Linked DNA regions of Homo sapiens: region 1 is linked to region 2. Evidence: chromatin loops called from intact Hi-C (ENCODE). Cell type or tissue: OCI-LY7. All regions are shown on one strand.

Evidence for each region. Hi-C counts contacts between places; a loop is a spot of excess contacts. Peaks named below come from ENCODE experiments on the same cell type or tissue, not always from the same donor. Only the 100,000 strongest peaks of a DNase experiment are listed, where the experiment ranks them.
Region 1: it touches region 2 in a loop (4-fold over the local background); 2 of 110 quality-filtered maps call a loop at or near these places.

What each region holds. Positions count from the first base shown.
Region 1 is chr7:69,493,042-69,495,541 of GRCh38, reverse strand. No RefSeq gene overlaps it. Among named protein-coding and RNA genes, the nearest start is that of CT66, 100 kb to the left of the region's middle. In OCI-LY7, no CTCF peak of the experiment used is centred here; DNase peaks (open chromatin) are centred at 661, 1,411 and 1,921; H3K4me3 peaks cover 1,570 bases; H3K27ac peaks cover 2,500 bases.
Region 2 is chr7:69,694,256-69,696,755 of GRCh38, reverse strand. All of the region lies in intron 1 of AUTS2 (activator of transcription and developmental regulator AUTS2), which reads right to left. Among named protein-coding and RNA genes, the nearest start is that of AUTS2, 97 kb to the right of the region's middle. In OCI-LY7, a CTCF peak has its summit at 1,059; a DNase peak (open chromatin) is centred at 535; H3K4me3 peaks cover 2,141 bases; H3K27ac peaks cover 2,500 bases.

The sequences.
Region 1 (2,500 bases), 200 kb after region 2:
ATCTCAGCTCAGTGCAACCTCTGCCTCCCGGGTTCAAGCGATTCTCCAGCCTCAGCCTCCCAAGTAACTGGGACTACAGGTGAGCACCACTGCGTCTGGCTAATTTTTGTATTTTTAGTAGAGACCAAGTTTCACTATGTCGGCCAGGCTGCTCTCGAACTCCTAACCTCAGGTGATCCGCCCGCTTCGGCCTCCCAAAGTGCTGGGATTTCAGGCCTGAGCCACCGCACCCGGCCTAATTTTCGTATTTTTAGTAGAGACGGGGTTTCACCATGTTGGCCAGGCTGGTCTTGAACACCTGACCTCAGGTGATCTGTCCGCCTCGGCCTTTCAAAGTGCTGGGATTACAGGCGTGAGCCACTGCACCAGGCCGACTCCCACTCTTCCTCCCTCCTCCATGTCTCAGCTCGGTTTGTTCCAAGCTGGCTCTGTTCTCAGCAGGGCTTCCGACTCTTCGTCCTAGGTTGACACTCAGCTACTTCCAGGACAGTGGCTCTCAACTGGGGGTGATTTTATATTTCCCCTTAGGGGACATTTGGCAATGTCGGGAAACACTTTTGCTTGTTACAACTCTGGGAAAGGGATGTGATGCTGCTAGCATCTGGTGGGTAGAGAACAGGGGTGCTGCTAAACATCCCTTAATGTACAGGACAGCACATCAAAGAATTGCTCAGCCCATAATGTCAGTGCTGCTGAGATTGAGAAACTCTGTCCCAGGTCTGCAAGCTTCCTCTTCCATGTTCAGTAGAGAAGAGAGAATCTATATTCCAGAATTCCCATGAAAAATTCTTGATTAGATCAGTGTGGGCTGGGCACGGTGGCTCATGCCTGTAATCCCAGCACTTTGGGAGGCCAAGGCGGGCAGATCACGAGGTCAGGAGATCGAGACCATCCTGGCTAACACGGTGAAACCCCGTCTCTACTAAAAATACAAAAAGTTAGCCAGGTGTGGTTGCAGGCGCCTGTAGTCCCAGCTACTTGGGAGGCTGAGGCAGGAGAATGGCCTGAACCCGGGAGGCGGAGGTTGCAGTGAGCCAAGATCGTGCCACTGCTCCAGCCTGGGCGACAGAGCGAGACTCCGTTTCAAAAAAAAAAAAAAAAAAAAAAAGATCAGTGTGATAGGTCATGTCTACCTTTTTTTTTTTTTTGAGACAGAGTCTCCTTCTGTCACCCAGGCTGGAGTGCAGTGGCATGATCTCAGCTCACTGCAACCTCCGTTTCCCGGGTTCCTGCCTCAGCCTCCCGAATAGCTGGGATTACAGGCACCTGCTGCCACGCCTGGCTAATTTTTGTATTTTTAGTAGAGACAAGGTTTCACCACGTTGGCCATGCTGTTCTCAAACTCCTGACCTCAAGTGACCCCCCTGCCTCGGCCTCCCAGAGTGCTGGGATTATGGGCATGAACCACCGCACCTGGCAACAGATCCTCTTTTCAAAAGATACTTCCTCTCCTTTGCAACTGCAGTCTTTACTGTTTACTTCCCCTTCTTCCCCAGCCTTTTATTATCTTGACAGACTTAGCTTCTTTACTTCAATCCTCCTCTTAATTTTTTTTTTTTTTTGGCCTCTTTGCCATTAGTGGGTGGAGAAGGGAAGGCATGGAATACACATATTAAATCTTGCTTTTGTTATTTATGCATACATTTATTTTACATGGTTGGAAGCATGTTATATACCAACTCCCCTACCCCCCCGCCCACACACATAATATTGAGTGTCATGATTTTTTCTCTTAATATTGTATAATAAACACTTTCTCATGCTATTAAAAACTATTTGCAGGCCAGGCATGGTGGCTTACTCCTGTAACCCCAGCATTTTGGGAGGCCAAAGCAGGTGGATTGCTTGTGGCCAGTTCAAGATCAGCCGGGGCAACATGGCAAAACCCTGTCTCTAAAAAAAACACAAAAATTAGCTGGGCATGGTGGCGCACACCTGTGGTCCCAACTACTCAGAAGGCTGAGGTGGGAGGATCACTTGAGTCCAGGAGGTGGAAGTTATAGTGAACTGAGATTGCGTGGCTGCTTTCCAGCTTGGGTGACAAAGTGAGACCCTGTCTCAAAAAAAACAAACAAACAAACGAAAAAACTATTTGCAATGACCATTTAAAAATTTTGCATTTGGCCAGGCGCAGTGGCTCATGCCTGTAATCCTAGCACTTTGGGAGGCCAAGGCAGGCAGATTACTTGAGGTCAGGACTTTGAGACTAGCCTGGACAACATGGTGAAACCCCACCTTTACTAAAAATACAAAAATTAGCCAGGTATGGCAGCACATGCCTGTAATCCCAGTTACTCAGGAGGCTGAGGCAGGAGAATTGCTTGAACCTGGGAGGCGAAGGTTGCAGTGAGCCGAGATTGCACCACTGCACTCCAGCCTGGGTGACAGAGCTAGACTCTGTCTCAAAATAAATAAATAAATAAATAAATAAAAATAAAAATAAAATTCCACACAAAAATTCATCATATAGACAAGCTTAAATTATTAATTACCTATTAGT
Region 2 (2,500 bases):
CAAATTGACCAGAACACATTAGAAAATTAATGTTACACAAAGTGACAAGAAGGTCAGGTTCTTAGGGCAAAATGGAGGTCATTCTGCATTTATCTCCAACTCAAACAACTAAAAGACATTCAGCAAAGATCTCCTCATTCTCCCCACTCTGTGCATGGCTATGGTGGCCTTCTCCCAGATTATCTGCTGGTATTTCTAAAGAGCAGATCGAGATAAGAGGGTAAGAGTATTCAGAGTGCTCAAAGAGGGAGGAGCAATTTTGTCACATGGAGACTTCAATGACATGTCAACAATGAGCCTAATTACCCTGCTGCTATTCTGAAAATAATTCTATACCCTTCACGTAAAAAAAAAATTCTATACCCCAGTGAGTCTATTTTGGAGGGAAAACAGCCCAGCAAAGACACCCTTGGCCAGCATTAGAGAAGGCTGACGTTACTAAGGAAACTCACTTGGGGAGGAAGTGCTGAGTCTCTTGGCCTTTCCCTGAGGAGGGGTAAGGTAACCAAACCAAAAAGGGAAGAACAGAGGTCCTCTTGAGCCTATGCAGCTGCTAGAGGTGCACCGAGGCTAACCGCAGGCTTCTAGAGGTGTCAAACTGCTCTGCAAAACTAAATTTGTCCTTGTGGCTGGAGAAATCGCAAAAAGAAAAGTGAATTCTCACCCATGATCTGACAGATGCATGTGCTTCACTAGCCACGAATATATTCAGATATTAAAGGGGCAGCAATTTTTAAAACTGATCATAATACGTTTTCATTCAGGGCCCACAAAACAAAAATACCACAAAGGGTGTCTTCCTATTTGTAGATGGAAAAAGAGCATTTCTTGAGTGTCAAGAAGGCCCCTTCTTGTGTTCTCCCGTAATACAGAAGCTACTGACCAAGAAACCGTGCTTAAAAATAAAGATTTTTTTTAATGTCTAGTTTCCATACCCAGTTTCAAGAAATTCAAAATTAGAGTAATTTTGGTCAAAATCTGTTAGATTTATTCCTGCAGTTGTGGGAGGGGGGCATTTTTAAAATGCTTCACTAAAACAGAAAATATACAAAAGCATGCTCTTAAAATATAGCAAAATATTATAAACAACATCAAGCCTATTAATGTCTACTATCAATCTAGTTTTAAGAGGATAGTTTTTTAAAATGGATATGAACATTTGCCCAATTAATTTTGTTTTTAAAGTGAGTATTAAAAAGCACAATATTTAGTCGAATGTGATTCAAATTCATCCAAATCAGGACCTACCCCTAATCAAATATCTGACTACAATTTTTCAAACAGTTAATAATTTTTTTGTTTTATATTTTATTAAGCTGAATAACACAATATAGTATTTCCTCTATATGACCAACCTGAAAATATTATATTCCCTGTTACTTTGTTAATCTATATTTATATTTTTAAAAAAATTTTTTTTCTTTTTTATACAAGAGTCTTGATCTGTTGCTCAGCCTGGAGTGCAGTGGTGCGATCACAGTTCACGGCGGCCTTGATCTCTGGGGCTCGAGCTATCCTCCCACCTTAGCCTCCAAAGTAGCTGGGACCACAGGGGTGTGCCACCACATGTGACTTTTTTTTCTTTTTTCTTTTTTTGTAGAAATGGAGTCTCACTGTGTTTCCCAAGCTGATCTCAAACTCCTGGGCTCAAGCAATCCTCCCACCTCAGCCTGCCAAAGCGCTGGGATTACAGGCATGAGCTACCATGCCTGGCCTGTTAATATATTTTCAGTGATTAAACAAATGATGACAAAACATAGGTTACCACGTTCTCTCCCATGGAATACCCATTTCTGTAAACACCCAAAATGTTCCAGTGGGGTTTTCCTGCTTTATAAAGCAGTACATATTTTAAACCCCTTTTACTCTTAATTTCAAAGACGTTTGGCGTTTTGCAAAGCTAGAAAAAGTAATTTTATCTCTCACTGCCATACCTACAGTCAAACTATAAATAGTAAGGCCACCTTGTAAAATAATGGATTTCAATCTACTTTCAACTTTGAGGGTCCGCATTACAACTATAATTACTTCTTTTAGATAACTCCTGTCCACTAAGCACCCAAATACAGAACAACGAAAGCCAACTTTCCACTTATGAAAACCCACAGAGTTTAATTTGTGATCTATTCTTTGTTCCTGAATAGGAACATGGTTTTGCCATGTTGCCTAGGCTGGTCTCAAACTCGTGAGCCCAAGCCATCTGCCCATCTCAGCCTCCCAAAGTGCTGGGATTACAGGTGTGAGCCACCATGGCTGGCCATAGAGCTTTTCTTATCCCCTGACTTCCTTTCCATGTCATTACGTTTTCTATTTTCACTCAGAACCCAAACTTTTTTCCCCAAACATGGCTGGGCATCAAAATCACCTGCAGATGCTATAACAGGATGTCTTAAAAGAACAGTAAAGAAAATAAAAATTATAATTTTTAAAAAGTAGAAAAAAAATTACCTGCAGGGCTTTCAAAAATTAAACATTCCTAATCCTTACCCCCACTGAGTCA